Linked DNA regions of Homo sapiens: region 2 is linked to region 1. A link is an interaction called in ENCODE POLR2A ChIA-PET data of the cell type or tissue named here. Cell type or tissue: PC-9. All regions are shown on one strand. Links, peaks and the distances in the headings refer to the core of each region. The heading gives the core; the rest is flanking DNA. Region 1 overlaps CHST11 (carbohydrate sulfotransferase 11). Region 2 overlaps ALDH1L2 (aldehyde dehydrogenase 1 family member L2).

What was found. ChIA-PET counts read pairs that join two places held together with the same protein. Peaks named below come from ENCODE experiments on the same cell type or tissue, not always from the same donor. Only the 100,000 strongest peaks of a DNase experiment are listed, where the experiment ranks them.
Region 2: POLR2A ChIA-PET joins it to region 1 with 22 read pairs; 2 of 35 experiments call an interaction of 5 or more read pairs at or near these places.

Annotation. Positions count from the first base shown.
Region 1 is chr12:104,564,819-104,574,537 of GRCh38, reverse strand. The region is part of intron 1 of CHST11 (carbohydrate sulfotransferase 11); the gene reads right to left. Among named protein-coding and RNA genes, the nearest start is that of MIR3922, 22 kb to the left of the region's middle. RefSeq lists enhancers at 4,479-4,568, 8,312-8,371. In PC-9, for the core only: no CTCF peak of the experiment used is centred there; no DNase peak of the experiment used is centred there.
Region 2 is chr12:105,055,569-105,065,287 of GRCh38, reverse strand. It overlaps ALDH1L2 (aldehyde dehydrogenase 1 family member L2), which reads left to right. Exons shown (of 23, transcript NM_001034173.4): 6 at 1-21; 7 at 2,266-2,400; 8 at 3,536-3,661; 9 at 4,216-4,307; 10 at 7,068-7,215. Among named protein-coding and RNA genes, the nearest start is that of ALDH1L2, 24 kb to the left of the region's middle. RefSeq lists an enhancer at 3,592-4,791. In PC-9, for the core only: no CTCF peak of the experiment used is centred there; a DNase peak (open chromatin) is centred at 4,347.

The sequences.
Region 1 (9,719 bases), core at 793-8,792:
ATTTTTTATGGCTGCATAGTATTCCATGGTGTATATGTGCCACATTTTCTTAATCCAGTCTATCATTGTTGGACATTTGGGTTGGCTCCAAGTCTTTCCTATTGCGAATAGTGCCACAATTAACATGTGTGCATGTGTCTTTATAGCAGCATGATTTATAATCCTTTGGGTATATACCCAGTAATGGGATGGCTGGGTCAAATGGTATTTCTAGTTCTAGATCCCTGAGGAATCGCCACACTGACTTCCACAATGGTTGAACTAGTTTACACTCCCACCAACAGTGTAAAAGTGTTCCTATTTCTCCACATCCTCTCCAGCACCTGTTGTTTCCGGACTTTTTAATGATTGCCATTCTAACTGGTGTGAGATGGTATCTCACTGTGGTTTTGATTTGCATTTCTCTGATGGCCAGTGATGATGAGCATTTTTTCATGTGTCTTTTGGCTGCATAAATGTCTTCTTTTGAGAAGTGTCTGTTCATATCCTTCGCCCACTTGTTGACGGGGTTGTTTGTTTTTTTCTTGTAAATTCGTTTGAGTTCATTGTAGATTCTGGATATTAGCCCTCTGTCAGATGAGTAGATTGCAAAAATTTTCTCCCATTCTGTAGGTTGCCTGTTCACTCTGATAGTAGTTTCTTTTGCTGTGCAGAAGGTCTTTAGTTTCATTAGATTCCATTTGTCAATTTTGGCTTCTGTTCCCATTGCTTTTGGTGTTTTAGACATGAAGTCTTTGCCTGTGCCTATGTCCTAAATGGTATTGCCTAGGTTTTCTTCTAGGGTTTTTATGGTTTTAGGTCTAACATTTAAGTCTTTAATCCATCTTGAATTAATTTTTGTATAAGGTGTAAGGAAGGGATCCAGTTTTAGCTTTCTACATGTGGCTAGCCAGTTTTCCCAGCACCATTTATTAAATAGGGAATCATTTCCTCATTTCTTGCTTTTGTCAGGTTTGTCAAAGATCAGATAGTTGTAGATGTATGGCATTATTTCTGAGGGCTCTGTTCTGTTCCATTGGTCTATATCTCTGTTTTGGTACCAGCACCATGCTGTTTTGGTTACTGTAGCCTTGTAGTATAGTTTGAAGTCAGGTAGCGTGATGCCTCCAGCTTTGTTCTTTTGGCTTAGGATTGACTTGGCAATGCGGGCTCTTTTTTGGTTCCATATGAACTTTAAAGTAGTTTTTTCCAATTCTGTGAAGAAAGTCATTGGTAGCTTGATGGGGATGGCACTGAATCTATAACTTACCTTGGGCAGTATGGCCATTTTCACGATATTGATTCTTCCTATCCATGAGCATGGAATGTTCTTCCATTTGTTTGTATCCTCTTTTATTTCATTGAGCAGCGGTTTGTAGTTCTCCTTGAAGAGGTCCTTCACATCCTTGTAAGTTGGATTCCTAGGTATTTTATTCTCTTTGAAGCAATTGTGAATGGGAGTTCACTCATGATTTGGCTCTCTGTCTGTTATTGGTGTATAAGAATGCTTGTGATTTTTGCACATTGATTTTGTATCCTGAGACTTTGCTGAAGTTGCCTATCAGCTTAAGGAGATTTTGGGCTGAGACGATGGGGTTTTCTAGATATACAATCATGTCATCTGCAAACAGGGACAATTTGACTTCCTCTTTTCCTAATTGAATACCCTTTATTTCCTTCTCCTGCCTGATTGCCCTGGCCAGAACTTCCAACACTATGTTGAATAGCAATAAAGATCTAAAACTGACACCCTAACATCACAATTAAAAAGTAGAGAAGCAAGAGCAAACACATTCAAAAGCTAGCAGAAGGCAAGAAATACCTAAGATCAGAGCAGAACTGAAGGAGACAGAGACACAAAAAAACCTTCAAAAGATCAATGAATCCAGGAGCTAGTTTTTTTAAAAAGATCAACAAAATTGATAGACTGCTACCAAGACTAATAAAGAAGAAAAGAGAGAAGAATCAAATAGATGCAATAAAAAATGATAAAGGGGATATCACCACCGATCCCACAGAAATACACACTATCATCAGAGAATACTATAAACACCTCTATGCAAGTAAACTAGAAATTCTAGAAGAAATGGATAAATTCCTTGACACATACACCTTCCCAAGACTAAACCAGGAAGAAGTTGAATCTCTGAATAGACCAATAACAGGCTCTGAAATTGAGGCAATACTTAATAGCTTACCAACCAAAAAAAGTCCAGGACCAGACGGATTCACAGCCGAATTCTACCAGAGGTACAAGGAGGAGCTGGTACCATTCCTTCTGAAACTATTCCAATCAATAGAAAAAGAGGGAATCCTCCCTAACTCATTTTATGAGGCCAGCATCATCCTGATACCAAAGCCTGGCAGAGACACAACAAAAAAAGAGAATTTTAGACCAATATCCCTGATGAACATCGATGCAAAAATCCTCAATAAAATACTGGCAAACCGAATCCAGCAGCACATCAAAAAGCTTATCCACCATGATCAAGTGGGCTTCATCCCTGGGATGCAAGGCTGGTTCAACATATGCAAATCAATAAACATAATCCAGCATATAAACAGAACCAACGACAAAAACCACATGATTATCTGAATAGATGCAGAAAAGGCCTTTGACAAAATTCAACAACCCTTCATGCTAAAAACTCTCAATAAACTAGGTATTGATGGGACGTATCTCAAAATAATAAGAGCTATCTATGACAAACCCACAGCCAATATCATACTGAATGATCAAAAACTGGAAGCAGTCCCTTTGAAAACCGGCACAAGACAGGGATGCCCTCTGTCACCACTCCTAATAGCTCCTTTTTCTAGTCTAACCAGTGGCTGGATTTGATAATACATCTTGCACTGTTTTGATGAGAGGTGATACGGTCCAGGGGTTAGGAGCCAGAAAGGTCTGGAGTCAGACAAACTTCATCATCAGACCTGAGCTGCCACTTCCTCTTGTGTGGTGATCCTCACAAGCCATGACCCTCTCTGATCAAAGTGTCCACAGCACTTCAGGAGACTGAAAGCCTGTGTCTACAAGCACTGACAAGTGGGACGCTGGAGGCGTTCAGTCAACATTGTTCTTAATAATATTGTCTGTCGCCGGGTGCAGGACTCAGACCTGTAATCCCAGCACTTTGGGAGGCCGAAGCGGGCGGATCACCTGAGGTCAGGAGATCAAGACCAGCCTGACCAACAGGGGGAAACCCCATCTCTACTAAAAATACAAAATTAGCCAGGCATGGTGGCACATGCCAGTAATCCCGGCTACTTGGGAGGCTGAAGTGGGAGAATCGCTTGAACCCAGGAGGCAGAGGTTGCAGTAAGCTGAGATCGGGCCATTGCACTCCAGCCTGGGCAATAAGAGCAAAACTCCATCTCAAAAAAAAAAAAAAAATTGTCTGTCCTCCAAAGACAAACTACTGAGTCCACCACCTGCTAGCTATGTGACCTCAGCTGATTAACTTATCCTCTCTGCCATTTTCTCATCTCCAAGATGAAAACAAGAATTCCTACGTTCCAGGCTGGTTTTGAGAATTATTAGATGATATCATTCAGGAAAAGCACAGTGCGCTGGGTGAGGTGGCTCACGCCTGTAATTCCAGCACTTTGGGAGGCCAAGGTGGGTGGATCACCAGCAGTCAGGAGTTCGAGACCAGCCTGGTCAACATGGCGAAACTCCGTCTCTACTAAAAATACAAAAAATAGCCGGGTGTGGTGACAGGCGCCTGTAATCCCAGCTACTCAGGAGGCTGAGGCAGGAGATTCACTTGCACTTGGGAGGGAGAGACTGCAGTGAGCAGAGATCACGCCACTGCACTCTAGCCTGGGTGACAGAGCGAGACTCAGTCTCAAAAAAAAAAAAAAAGTGCAGTGGCTTACATATACTGAAACTGAATAAATGGTAGCAATTGTTAATACTGTTGCTATTCCTTCTAAATTCCCGAGTTGCTTGAAGGCAAGAATCTTGTGTATCCACTTCTGTATCCCTAATACTAAATGCCTGGCACATTTTCTTGCAGGAAGGAAAGGAGTAGGCTTCTTCCTGAGGTCCTGCCATGCTCATCCCCAGTGAGCTTGGTTCCTGATTTCAGAGAGAGGCATAGATGGGACACCAAGAAGGCACGTGGCTTGGGTGGGCTGCACAGTGCTGAAAGGTGGAAAGAGGATCTGCTGGAGTGTGGAAGGTTTACAGACGGTAAAATCTGCAGCTGCTCACACACCTACTAGTGGGAGGGGGAGGCTTGCGAAATGTTAAAAATGAGTCGATTTTCTCATATACAACAAGAACAACAACGAAGACAGTGAGGAAAAGAGGAATAAACAAGGTGTGGGTGGAGAAAAACAGGTACCTGAGCCTGGCTCTTGTGAAACAGAACCCTTTAGGAGTAGAGGTGGGGTGGGGAGGGCAGTCACTGGTTTAATACAGATCCTCCCAAATAGGCTGGATCACAGCCGAGCTTACAGATGCTCACTTTGGACTCCTCTGACACCACCAGAGAGATCAAACCCCAGGATATGTTGGTTTTGTAGGTTGTCAGACACGTCAAGACCACTAACTGTTTCTATCAGAATGTAGAAATGTTGCAGACCGTGGAGGGGGCTGTTCAGATGGCCCAGCACTCTGACCGCATGCAAAGGAAGTTCCTTTCGCAACCCGTCCTCTTCCTCCAACTGTAAAGTAAGATTATGAAGCAGAATCAAGAGCCTACACTGAACCTCAAAAGGGAAAGCCCAGGGTTGGGGACTCCCAGTGCAGCATGGTCAATGGTGCCACCCCAATACCACCTGCACCAACATCACCTTCAATAGCAGGACTTATTCCCCTGTGGCTCCATAAACTGGGCAGATCAATGGAGAAGGTGCAGCCTGAAAACCCTGGAGGCATCCCCTAGAATCTGGGCCCCAAATTCCTAGCTTGGAATCTCCCCCACTTCATTATGTTCTTACCCCAGGCATAACAGTTCTGCTGCTGATCAATCCAATAGGTCTGCTGTACCTAAGAGCTATGATGCACTCAGCCACAGAGCTCTGTGTGATGAAGATGCAAAATGGACTCAGACATCCTCTGAGCTCTTCCCCTAAGTTTTGAAGGTAACTGCTCAGGACAGAAAACTGAGATTGTAAGAGACACTGGTCTCGAAGTGAACTGTCCACAAATCCTGAGGATCGTTCCTTTGAACAAATGTATCTGGTTGTTTTTGTTGTGTGCATTTTTTTATTCAGAATATAAAATATTCTGAAAAGCTATGGAGTCTCACAAACTGAGCTCTAGTAACTAAGACGGTAACTCCAGGAGGGTTCTCTATTCCTAGAATTTCTTCCGTCAGAATAACCAAGTTGAGAGGTTTGTCAAATTTTGTTTCATAAGCTAGTAGTTTCACTTTTATTTAGAATCTAGAGCCAGACAATTGGGTTCCAGTCCTGTCACATCCTGGCTCTGTGACCGTGGATACTAACCCTCTCCATGCCTCAGTTTTCTCCTCTGCAAAATGGGGATGAAAATAATAATACTTACCTCTCAGGAGTGTTGTGGGGATTAATGAGCTAATACATGAGAGCAACTAGAAGAGTACCTGGCATACTCTTAGGTACTTTATTCAGTCAGTATTTAATAAATGTCGCTACATACATAGACTGTCTTAAAGAGCTAATGACCTACTTTTATTTTTAAAGATCTCCAATGGTAGGTTTCAACTTTTAGTTTAGAAATACAGAGGCAGTATAAAATAGTGGTTAAGAACATGAACTATAAAGCCATATTGCCTGGGATTGGATCCCAGCTCTGCCCCTTTTTCACTGTGTTAATTTGGTCAAGTTACTTAACCTCTCTGAGCTTTAGTTTCCTTATCTGTAAAATGGAGATAATACTGCCTGCAGGTTTAAGTGAGTTGATAAATACAAGCCACATTATAGATAATAGTAGAGATGACAGGTGCCGCTGTCATTGTATCTCTAGGGGAGGTCCCATCAGCAGCTCCCATGATCACATTTGTAAAATGCCAAGATGCCATTCAAAGTCCCAGGAAGCAACTAGGCAGCCAGCCATTCTCTTCCCATCTCAGCTCTGTTGGAAGTTGCTGACCTACAGCTCATCAGTAAATGTGTACCAAGCAGAAATCAATTAAAATCAGCCACACTTGCTGCTGCAGTCTCCTCTGTTCCCATCCCATGGCAGGGCTGAGGGCTAAGGAGGCAGACAGAGGAGCTGTTGCAAGGACAGTGGGAGGGGGGCCACTGGCACAGTACCTCTTGCTGCTCCATGGCAACGGTAGCTGCTAGACAGCAGAGCAGCAACAACACACTGCAGCAAGAGAGGAAAGTCTGACTCCTCTCGCCAGGCAAAGCACCAGGCCATTCACAAGGCCAGAAGACAGGAAGACCCCGGCCCTAAACAGCAGCCCTGATCATGGGACCCAGCCCAACCTCTGACTCCTGGCATAGAAAAACAACACACATACGAGTCCTTCCTCCAGGCTCACCTGCCCTGGGAAGCCACAAATCCACAGACAAACTTGGTATCTCTGTCTTAGTCTACTCCTGCTGCTATAACAAAATATCCTAGACTAAGGAATTTATCAATGTATTGCTCACAGTTCTGGAGGCTGGGAAGTCCAAGATCAAAGCAATAGCAGATTCGGTGTCTGGCAAGGCACCAAACAGTGATGCCTTCTGTGTCTTCACATGGCAGAGGGGTGAAGAGGCTCCCTCAGGCCTCTTTTATAAGGGCACTAATTCCATTCATGAAGGCAGAGCCCTCAAGACCTAATCACCTCCCAATACTATTGCATTAGGGATTAGGTTTCAACACTTGAATTTGTGGGGGGTACACAAACATTCAGACCATGGCAACCTCTAAACTTTGCACACAGCTCATGGGCTGTGTGACCCTGGATCCTTGCTCAACATTGTCAGGTACACAGGAAAAAATTCACAGGAGAGCTCATGCTAGGTGGAGCTGTGAGGCTCTCACTGGGGACAGAATTAAGTGTTTCAACAGGAATGGAACTAGAGGTACTTTGGGCAGGCAGCAGAGGGGAAGATTCCTGGAGAAGGGAGCTGGATCTTAAAGGACAAAAGGAAATAAAGGAAGAGGCAGGGAGAGAGGGACAGACATAAGCCTCATAAAACATCCACCCAGGGAACACCTTTCTACCCAAAAAGAAACTAATCATTTCAAACAAATGTTTCTCTACCCTCTAGGAAAGGATTGCATTTTCTGCCAGATCTGATTGAAGCAGGCAGATATTTTGTAACTGCACCTCCTTGCCTAGCAAAAAATGTTCCAACTTGTCAGTCATCCTCCATCTCAGGTGCATTCTGCCTGCTCCAGGTGATGTGGCCCATCTGACACATGCAGCTCATTTTCCCAAATATTCCTGCAGCTCAAACTGGCAAGCGTAAGGGATACACTACTTTGTCAGTGTGATAGTGTACTCCATTCTTTAGAGACAGCAACAAGTTTTGCAAATTGGTCCTGATAAAGAACCTCAGATTTAAATGTATTGGGCGGGAGGTGTTCCATCAGGAACAATTTGCAAAACTTGCCAACATAAAATTTACATATACATGTGTGTGTATATATATTTATATTCATTCACCTTACAAGAAGACTGCCTTACACTAGATACTTAAGTCTCTGGGTCTCAATTTCTATAACTATAAAAGTATATATTTTCTCAGGCTCAGGCACTATGGGGAAAAGATTCTAAGGTTCCATTCAGGTTCAGCACAGAGAAAGGTGCTGGGATCCATTAGTGATGTCTGCCGTACTCACACTAGGGGAACATGGGAGGTGTATGTACCTGTAGGTGTTTGTAATTTCCCGAACAGAGGGTAATTTCGACTTTCTAAAGACCTATTCTTTCAAACATTCTGAGCATTGAGTTATAAAGGCCACACTCATGGGTTCAAAGGAGTCCCTCTGCTGCAAAGAGAGGAAAAAGGCTGTCTGTGTTGAGAAGATCCCTCCAGAACCCACCCTCACAATCCCTGAGAGCACACCCCACAGGTCCTCAGGTGAAAGTCACAAAGTTGCTCCTCTGCCAGGACCTGTGGGGATGGAGGACTATCTCCCAGCATGAGAAACCAAGCGTTTTTGTTCAGCTGTTGAGTCACAGTAACTCCTGTGTGAGTCTAAAATTATTTCCATTATGAGTGGCTTTCATTTTGTAGGCAGACCGCCCCCCCACCCCAACCGCTAGATGCAATTTAGAAGAAAGAGCAGAGAAAGGAGAATTTCACACAAGTGACAATAAGGACTGGAATAGACTTTGAGATAGGGCTTAGGGGAAAGAACAGAGAAAGAAGTAATTTATGGGGGACCATAAAGCCTCAAAACCTCTCAGTGAAGAATATTCTAGATTCCCATTAGAGCAGTGACACTGAGGCACAGAGTCATCAGGTTAACTCTCATGAACATCACACGGCCAGAGAATGGCTTCCAAGCCCTTGTTTTTTGCATGCCACAGTCATGCTGCCTGGACATACTCCAGAAGGCTGAGTGTGTCCAGAGAATCTAGAACATTCACAGGCCTAGGAATGGAGGCAAAAGGGGAAGCACAAAGGAGTGAGAATGTGGCTGCCACACAGACCATCCCTGCTCTCCCAAGAAACGTGGTAAGCACACGCCTGCAGGTTCTGTCCCAACTTCTCAGCAACCATAGCCATTTCCCTGTGGCAAACACAGGGAGAAAGTGGTACACAGTGTTCCTTTCTCTCTAAGAGGTGAGCCAGAAGTCTGCCCAATTTCAAGGGCCTGCTGAGAAGAACAACAGAGCACCCTAATTAGCCCAGGTTTCCTAACAACTATGCTGGCGATGCCGGAGCCGCACAAATCCCCTGGGTCTCCTCATCCTGGAGCATTTGTTCTGTCTCTTACTCCCTGCCCCGCTGCCTGAAGACTCCTCAAATACTGGTGATAGAGCGTCTTAGTGCTGGGGGCCTCCTGAGCCATGGGTTAATACTCAGGTAGACAATTTACAAAAGTCCTAGAGGCCAGGCACAGTGGTTTATGCCTGTAATCCCAGCACTTTGGGAGGCCGAGGCAGGTGGATCACTTGAGGTCAGGAGTTCGAGACCAGCCTGGCCAACATGGTGAAACCCCGCCTCTACTAAAAATACAGAAATTAGCCCAGCATGGTGGCACGTACCTGTAGTCCCAGCTACTCGGGAGGCTGAGGCAGGAGAATCGCTTGAACCTGGGAGGTGGAGGTTACAGTGAGCCAAGATCATGCCACTGCACTCCAGCCTGAGCAACAGAATGAGACACTGTCTCCAAAAAAAAAAAAAAAAAAAAAAAAATCCTAGAAAACATGGAGGCTGCCCAGGTGGTCCCAAGAGTCCCTTCCAGGATAGGAATTCAGAGGTAGATACAGCTGGTTTCTCCACCTACCACCATTCGCCACCAGGGAGCCCTTGAGTCCCCACCACTGGAGTCACCCTAGATGTGAATGGCAAATTATCTTATTGGGGGGAAAATAATACTGATGTGGTTTGGCTGTGTCCCCACCCAAATCTCATCTTGAATTGTAGCTCCCATAATCCCCACATGTCACAAGAAGGACCTGGTGGGATGTAATTGAATCAAGGGGGTGGGTTTTTCCTGTGCTGTTCTCATGATAGTGAGTAAATCTCAAGAGATCTCATGGTTTCATAAAGGGCAGTTCCCCTGCACACACTCTCTTGCCTGCCACCATGTAAGATGTGCCTTTGCTCCTCCTTCACCTTCCACCATCATTGTG
Region 2 (9,719 bases), core at 534-8,533, 490 kb before region 1:
TGGACAGAGATAAATGGACAGGTATGTTTTAGGGACCACTCCCCCCACCCCCCTCCCCGATTATTACCTTTGTAAGAGATATTACAGATAAATCTGGGCTTCCCATGGTTCTTCCTTGGTCATGAGGCAGGTCTGTGATTCACTCTCCCCTTTACTCAGCATGTATTAAGCATTTATTGTGCAGCAGACACTAAATCCAGCGCCTGATCTAAGGAGCCTGCAGTTTTATGGGGAGTGCAGAGAAGTGAATAAACATTCTCAGTGCAGTAAGATAAACGCTATCATGGAGGCTGAGACTCAGGCATGTTAGGAAAGGCTTCCTAGAAAAGCTCACTGCTTTGCTCGAGAAGAGTTAACCAGGTTGAGAGCAAGACAAGTAGGTGAAGCCCCAGAGATAAGAGACTCCAGCACCTGGTCAAGGACTTGCAAAAGGAGTTCAGTGAAGCCAGGGTCTGAACTGTGAGGACAGGCATGGGGAGAGCTGAGGCGGGAGAGGCGGGCAGGGCCTGAAGGGTCTTCTATCCATGGGTAATTGACTCAGCCCAGGCTCTCAGGTTTCACCTCTTCGGGGAGGTTTCCTGATCTCACATGCCCAGACTGGCAGGGTCTGATGGCCCATCTCTGGGTTCCAGCAACACTCTGCCTACCTCTGGCATCGCACATCATATATTGTGAGGGTCTCTTTATTCCCCCCAACACTAGACTGTGAACTCCTTAGGGGCAAGGGCTTCATGTGATTGTCTTGATAATCTCAGCAGTTAAGCAGGAGTCTGGGTACATACTAAGTGCCAATAAAAATCCATGGGCTCGATGGGTGACCAAGGGAGGGAGTTTAGTGTAATGGTTAAGAGTGCAGGATCTGAAGCCAGAATGCTTCTATGAAAATTTACTGTGTAACCTCGGGCAGGTTTCTTAACCACTGGGTGCCTTGGTTTCCTCAATGTAAAATGGGACTAATAATACTGCCTCCCTTAGGTTATGGGTAATTGTGAAGATTAAATGAGTTGGCCAGCCATGGTGGCTCACACCTGTAATCCCAGCACTTTGGGAGGCCGAGGTGGGAGGATTACCCAGGTCAGGAGTTCGAGATCAGCCTGGCCAACATGGCAAAACCCTGTCTCTACTAAAAATACAAAAAAAAAAAAAAAAAAAAAAAAAAAAAAAAAAAAAAAAGCTCGGTGTGGTGGCATGTGCCTGTAATCCCAGCTACTTGGGAGGCTAAGGCAGGAGAATCATTTGAACCCGGGAGGCAGAGGTTGCAGCGAGATTGCACCAGCCTGGGTGACAGAGCAAGACTCTGTCTCAAAAAAAAAAAAAAAAGAATTAATACATGTTAACTCATTTAAGTACTTAGCCCTGGGCCTAGAGTAAGTATTCAACAAACCATTATAGCATAATCATAATAGTGCTCCATAAATGATAGCTGATCATCCTAGAAGTGCAATAATAATGCAGTCAGCGTCAGTGTCTCTTGGTTACTCTCTGGATCCAATCCTTTTTCCATGAACTGACTCACAAAGCACCCTGTGCTTCTCATCACTTACCACCCTGCACTGTAATAGTCTGGTGACCACTGTGCATTGCCCATCATTGACGCCCACCCCCAACACCTCCCCACCCACCCAAACCCTACCTTCAGGCTATAAAGGCTGAGAGCTTTTTATCTCATTCACCTTTGTATCAATGCAAATATGTGATAAATGCATACTCATGTCACCTGGATGTGGGGCATTTTGGACTCTCCAGTGACATATTCACAGACTATTTCTTGCCTTGTGTCATTTCTTTCTTTCTTTCTTTTTTTTTTTCTTTGAGACAGAGTCTGGCTCTGTCGCCCAGGCTGGAGTGCAATGGCACAATCTCGGCTCACTGCAAGCTCCGCCTCCCGGGTTCACGCCATTCTCCTGCCTCAGCCTCCCGAGTAGCTGGGACTACAGGTGCCCGCCACTATGCCCAGCTAATTTTTTGTATTTTTAGTAGAGACGGGGTTTCACCGTGTTAGCCAAGATGGTCTCGATCTCCTGACCTCGTGATCTGCCTGCCTCTGCCTCCCAAAGTGCTGGGATTACAGGCGTGAGCCACTGTGCCCGGCCACCTTGTGTCATTTCTATGGATGTTTGAGACAGTTTCTCCCATTGTGGTGTCTCAATTTTATTACAGATGATAATATGAACTTCAGCGTTTTTGCAGAGAATGATGCTTATACATACCGCTATGAACAGCTTTTCTCCTGATTTTACAATCTGTGTTTGATCTCTTTACTAGATGGTCACTTTCTATGGCTCGACATTACTGAATAGCTCTGTGCCTCCTGGAGAACCACTGGAAATTAAAGGTGCCAAGAAGCCTGGTCTCGTTACCAAAAATGGACTTGTTCTTTTTGGTAACGATGGAAAAGCAGTGAGTGTTAAATATGGCTGCCTATGAAATAACCTTTTGATTTTCTTCTATAACCCAAGCTATTAAGGGAATAGCTTTCACTCCATTGCTGGCTGGGGAGGAGCTGGCTCTGAGTGCCCTGATGGAGATGAGGTGTCTCAAGATGGGCCCCACAGATCTGCATAGGCTGCCTTGTGTAAAGTGGAAAGAGGCTGGAATTCAGTGGGGAGATAAGGATGTGAATCCCTGCTTCCCACTCGCTGGTCTTGGGCAGGATGATTCTTCCCTTTGAGTCTGTTTTGCCATCTTTATAACAGAGAGGAGAATCTTGTCTGTCTGCCTTCCCAATGCCAGATTCTGGGAGGATCAAGTGAAATAGATGTGGCCCTCCTCAGATGCCCCTTGCCACTGATCCACCAGACAGGCACCACCTAAACTGCCTATGCTCAGGAGGGTTGGCCCTGGGCCTCAGTGTGCCCTTGCGAAGCTTCCCAATGAAGCGTGCAAAGGGAATTTGTAGCTTACAGATATTTTCCAGTTGCTGCAGGATAAATCGTTAAGACTGTAGGCCGCTAGTTCCAGGTTCTACTCCCAGCTCTTTTACTTACTGTCTGTGTGGCACTGAGCAAATTACTGAACCTCATTGAGCCTCCCTTTCTGCATCAGTAAAATGGGAATAATAATGGCATCCGCCTCCACTGGCTTTTATGAAATTAGGTAAGATCCTTCAGCACATGCATGCATTCTTTTTTTTAGTATATGTGCTGCTGAAGCAAGCACTTATGCATGCATTCTTGAGCATGGTACAGGGCAAGTGCTCAGAGGCAGCAGCTGCAGAGTTGCAGCAGCACTGGTGGTGTCTGTTATTTTCATAATAGATTCTAATTCAAATACCTACGTCCAAGTGTCAAATTTTCCAGGACTTATTTTCCATTTTGAGATGTACCTATCCCTGGACCTCACTTTTTCCTTTCTGCTGCCATTATTCAAGTGCCATTTCAGCCCTTTTACACATAATGGTGAATGCTTTTAATCTGTATTTTTCCAAATAAACTTGCCCTTATATGCATATAATCTATAGGACTCCTCCCACCAGCCTCACTTTTGTATTGTCTCAATCCTCAATTTTTATGCTTGTTTTGTTGCTATTTTGTAGCTGACGGTGAGAAATCTGCAGTTTGAAGATGGAAAAATGATCCCTGCCTCTCAGTACTTTTCAACGGGTGAGACGTCAGTGGTAGAACTGACAGCTGAAGAGGTGAAAGTGGCAGAGACCATCAAGGTGAACACATGATGACTTAAATCTTACTGTTACCTTGGAAAACTGAAGCATGTTCGTAACTGGTACCATCAGTCCTCAAAGTAGTGGGATCAGAACTTTATTTCCTCTTTTTTTGTATTAGCTGCAAGAGGAAATCAACCTCCAAATTCATATGCTTAAACACAGTATATACAAACTGATTTTTCACATAAGTCATCCAAGGCAGTTCCAGGTTGGCACGGGGGTTAGGGGTGAAGTCATTCAGGAACCCAGTTTCTGTTATTTTCAAGGTCTCCCTGGGGGGCGTCTCTATTCCAGACAGCCAGAAGGGCAAAGGAGCATGTAGAATGGCGTGGAGGAGGTTTACATGGGCTAGGACTGGGGTGGTGCAGGTCACTTCCACTCCTGTTCATTGGTTGCATCTAACTTGGAGAGGCGCTGAGAAATGTGATCCAGCTGTATGTACAGCTGAGTGTACAAGATGAAGAGGGAATTGGTTTGGTGAAGAGCTAGCCCAGTCTCTGCCACATTGTTCTACGTGGCACTTCCCTCATAAGAGTTTCCTTTTTGTGTAGGTCATCTGGGCTGGAATTTTAAGCAATGTCCCCATTATTGAAGACTCAACAGACTTCTTTAAATCTGGAGCAAGCTCAATGGATGTTGCCAGGTAAAACCACGCCCTTATTGACTCACTAGGGATTCCCTCACTAGAGATTTTGACTTTGGCTTTGACAGTGAAATCCACACACATCCTTTGTTCTGGATGTGATTACCTTATCATACCTATCTATGACTCATCTTTTTTTTTTTTTTTTTTTTTCCTGAGATGGAGTTTCACTCTTGTTGCCCAGGCTGGAGTGCAATGGTGCGATCTCGGCTCACCGCAACCTCCGCCTCCCAGGTTCAAGTGATTCTCCTGCCTCGGCCTCCCGAGTAGCTGGGATTACAGGCATGCGCCACCACGCCCAGCTAATTTTGTATTTTTAGTAGAGATGGGGTTTCTCCATGTTGGTTAGGCTGGTCTCGAACTCCTGGCCTCAGCTGATCCGCTTGCCTCGGCCTCCCAAAGTGCTGGGATTATAGGTGTGAGCCACCACGCTCGGCCAACACATCTTTATTCTTCATCTTTTTTTGCTATTGTTTCCATGGTCAAGCAGATATATCCGTTTAGTTCTCTTTGTTGCTAACCAGAAGTTGTTTTCATATCTTCCGTATACCTAAAAAAGCAACCCTTAGAATTGTTTGCATCTTTTAAAAATTTGTCCTTCCAGTTTCTTAGCTAATTTTCCTCCAATATGACATCAGAATTGAGAAGCTCTGGGTGAGAATGCTAACAGTGAATTTCCTACGCAGCCTGATCCAGAATATTATCTGAATAATATCTGACACCTGATATTAATAATATTACCAGAATAATATCTGATACCTGATATTAATTATGCTTTCCCCCAAATCTTTTTTCTCCTACCCTCGCCCCCCCCATAAATTACCTAGTAAGACAGATCTAGAATGAGGGTTATCAGGCTACTTGCAAGGACAAGTGTAATCACCCAATATCAGAATTTCTCCACAGAGGTTTAGAGCAAGTTGAAAGGGCTGGAGTCCCAGAAAGCCTCTATCGCAAGGAAACTGGACCAGGATCCTACTGGTGCAGCATCTTTCAGAGGTGTTTTTCTTCGAGTAACTGGGATAACAAGACAGCTGGAGCTCACCAGGGACTGTGCAGTCCCTTGATGGTGGGTACAGAGAATAGAAGCTAAGAGGATTTGATCCTAGGCCACATTGTGGCCATACACTAATTAAACAAGGCAAAAATGTTCCTCCTCTTGATAAAATCCTTCATATTGACAAAGCAACGTTCCTGATGAATATTCTATCTACTCACTCATTTACTTAACAACACTGACTGAACACTTACTACATGTCAGGAACAGTTTTAGCACTGGGGATACAGTGTAAACTAGACAACGTCCCCTTTATTCATGGAGGTTTTATTCCAGAAATCAAAAACAATCATTTCAAGAGCACATAGTGTTTTCAAAAGTCAAGAGTTTCGGCTCCTCAAATTATAGATTTCTCAGCTGTGATTCATGAGTTCCCAGAAACTTCTAATTGGCTTAACTAAATATTTCAATACTACATTATGATGATTATTATTACAGATAGGGCCTCACTCTGTCGCCTAGGCTGGAGTGCAGTGGTGTGATCACAGCTCACTTGCACTAGCAGCCTTGCACTCCTGGGATAGCCATCCTTTCATCTCATCCTCCCTACTAGTTGGGATTACAGGCATGAGTCATCACACCTGGTACATCACACACAGTACTGTATTATTATTATTATTATTATTATTATTATTATTATTATTATTATTATTATTTTGAGACAGAGTCTCGCTCTGTCGCCAGGCTGGAGTGCAGTGGCGCAATCTTGGCTCACTGCAACCTCCGTCTCCCAGGTTCAAGCGATTCTCCTGCCTCAGCTTCCCAAGTAGCTGGGATTATAAGCAAATGCCACCACGCCCAGCTAATTTTTGTATTTTTAGGAGAGACGGGGTTTCACCATGTTGGCCAGGGTGGTCTCGATCTCCTGACCTCGTGATCCACCCGCCTCGGCCTCCCAAAGTGTTGGGATTACAGGTGTGAGCCACCGCACCCGGCCAGTACTGTATTATTAATACTTTTTTTTTTGCTAGCAAGATACTCCTGCAGGAATTACTCATTTTCTGTTTGAGTGTCTGGCTTACCATAATCATCTGATATTATTATCTTGATTACAAAGGTATCATCTCTTTTAGAGAATAAATGATTGAACCACAACCATGGTGGACTTTCTACACTGTACCTCGTACACCACTGCTATTCAAGAAATGTCAGATAACAGCTGTAATTTGACAAACTAACAGTGGAAATCAAAGGATTGGAAAGGACTTCAAAAGTTATACTGACCTACTGCATATGGTTCTAGCTAGTACCTATGTTAACTACGTAATACAAACAAATGTCCATCTTATACTTGTAATTTAGAGAAAATAGTCTACAATATGACATTCATCTCTCATAATCTTTACAGTTAGGAAAGTGTCTTTGTTTCTTATTCCCTGAGTATATATGAAAGGAAAGGAGTTGACTTTATATGATCCTTGCTACCTTGCTTATAAGTAATTAAAATATTTTTGCCTTGATTGCTTTTATTTTTAGTCATGGATAAAGTTTTAAAAAACTGCCACTGTCCTTCAAGATATATTTTTAATTTCTTGCCCCTAGTCTTATCAATTTCTCTGATGAGTATCACAGAAGATCTCATAGGATATAAATAGGCATGTGATGTAAGTCTTACCTCAAAACAACTTGACAAGTGCAAATAACACAATCTTCCTAACCCCTTTTAAAAATCTAAGTAACGCGAAGCTGGTTTTTACTTTAAGGCTGGTTGAAGAGATCAGACAGAAATGTGGTGGGCTTCAGTTGCAGAATGAAGATGTCTATATGGCCACCAAGTTTGAAGGCTTTATCCAAAAGGTCGTGAGGAAACTGAGAGGAGAAGATCAAGAGGTGGAGCTGGTTGTAGATTATGTAAGCTTTTCCTTGATGTTGCAACCCTAAATCAGTGAGATCCATACACTATAAAAGACTGCTGTGCCTGTTGCCCATTTGTTTTTATATTTATGACCTTTAAAAAACAACAGCTTTACTGAGATCTAATTCAGATGGCATAAAATTCCCCTTTAAAATGTGCATTTTGGGTAGTTTTTAATATATTCACAGGGTTGTGCAATTATTATGCCATCCAATTTTGGAACATTTTCATCATCCCAAAAAGAAGCCCTGTACCCATTGGCAGTCATTCTTTACTCTTCCAGGACTACCTCATACAAAAAATGTTCCAAAATTGGATAGCATGATAGTTCCTAGAAAATGCTAACCTCTTTTCTGTCTATGGATTTGCCTATTTTAGAGATTTCATATAAATAGAATCATACAACATGTGGCTTTTTGTTTCTGGCTTCTTTCTCTTAGCATAATGTGTCCAACGTTCATCCATGTTGTATCATCATTTCATCCCTTTTTTTGGCCAAGTAATATTCTATTGTATAAGTATACCACAGTTTGTTTACCCATTCATCAGTTGATGTACATTTGGGTTGTTTCTACCTTTTGGCTATTATGAATAATGCTATGAAAATTCATATATAAGTTTTTGCATGAACATATGTTTTCAAGTCTCTTGGGTATGTACCTAAGAGTGGAATTGATGAGTCATATGGTAACTCTATGTTTAACTTTTTTGAGTAACTGCCAAACTGTTTTCCGAAGTGGCTACACCATTATGTAATCCCACCAATGTATGAGGGTTTCAACTTCTCCATATCCTCGCCAATATTTGCTCTCATCTGTCTTTTCTCTTTTAGTTGTCCTAGTGGGTGTAAAGTGGGATCTCATTGTGGTTTTCATTTGTATTCCCTAATGACTACTGATGTTGAGCATCTTCTCATATACTTATTGGGCATTTGTATTTCTTCTTTGGAGAAATGTCTGTTCTTTCAAATCCTTAGCTCATTTTAAAACTGGCTTGTCTTTTTATTGCTGAGTCTTAAGCGTCCTTCGTATATTTTCGATACTAGATCCTTATCAGATGTAAGATTTGCAAATATTTTCTCTCATTCTGTAGATTTGCTGAAAACTTTGAGTGTCCTTTGACACACAACAGGTTTTAATTTTGATGAAGTCTAATTTATCTATGTTCTTTTGCCACTTGTGCTTTCTTGTGTCTTGTCTGACACCTTTTTATTCCTCAATTTCTCCCTCACTGCTTTCTTTTATGTTAAATATGTCTAGTATGCCTTTTTAATCCCTTATTTTTAATTTAACTGTATTTTTAAGCTATTTTCTTAGTGGTTGCCTTGAGGATTATAATTAACATTTTTGCTTAAAATGATCTAGTTCAGATGAACACCAACTTAATAGTATAGGAAAGCTTTGCTGTAACATAGTTGTTGCATACTCCCCTAATTTGTGCCATTATTGTCATATGAATTATGTCTTTATACATCATGAGCCCACCAACAGTTTTATAATTATTGCTTTATGAAGTTGTATTTTTAATGAGATAGAGTTAAAAAATATATTTATACCAATGTTTATATTTACCTGTGTAGTTACCTTTACCAGTACTCTTTATTTCTTCATGTGTTTTCAAGTTAATTGTCTGGTGTTCTTTCATTTCAACTTGAAGGATTCTTCTCAGTACTTTTTGTAGGCCAGGTATGCTAGCAATCAATTTTCTGTTTTTGTTCACTTGGGAATGTTTTAATTTCTCCTTCATTTCTGAAGGATATTTTTGTTGGGTATAGAATTTTTGGACGGTATTTTTCTTTTATCATTTTAAGTATTTCATCGTATTGCCTTCTGGCCTTCATGGTTTCTGATAAGTCAACTGGTAATTTTATTAAGGACTCTTTTGTATGATGAGTTCCTTCTCTCTTGCTGCTTTTGAGATTTTCTCTTTGTCTTTTGATAATTTGTTATGATGTGTCTAGGTGTGGAGCCTTTGAATTTTCCCATTAGAATTTGTTGAGCTTCTTGGATTGTGCATTCTTGAAATGTGCAAATTAATGTTTTTCATCAAATTTAGGAAATTTTCAGCTATTCTTTCTTCAAATATTTTTCCTTTCCCTTCTCATTCTCCTCTCCTTCTGGGATTCCTTTTATGCATATGTTGGTATAGTTGATGGTATCCCATAAGTCTCTGAGGCTCTGTTCATTTTTCTTTATTCTTATTCCTTCCTGTTGTTCAGGCTTTTTTCACCTTCTTGAATTTGCTATTGGGTCCCTCCAGTGATTTTTTAATTTCAGTTATTGCACTTTTCAACTTAAGCATTTTTATTTGGTTCTTTTTAAAATAATTTTTATCTCTTCATTGATATTCTCTGTTTGGCAAGACATTATTCTCTTTCCTTTAATTCTTTAGACATGGTTTCCTTTAGTTCATTGAACATATTTACAAAAGCTTATTGAAAATCTTTCTTTAGCAAATCCAATGTCTAGGCTTCTCTAGGGATGGTTTCTATTAGCTGCTT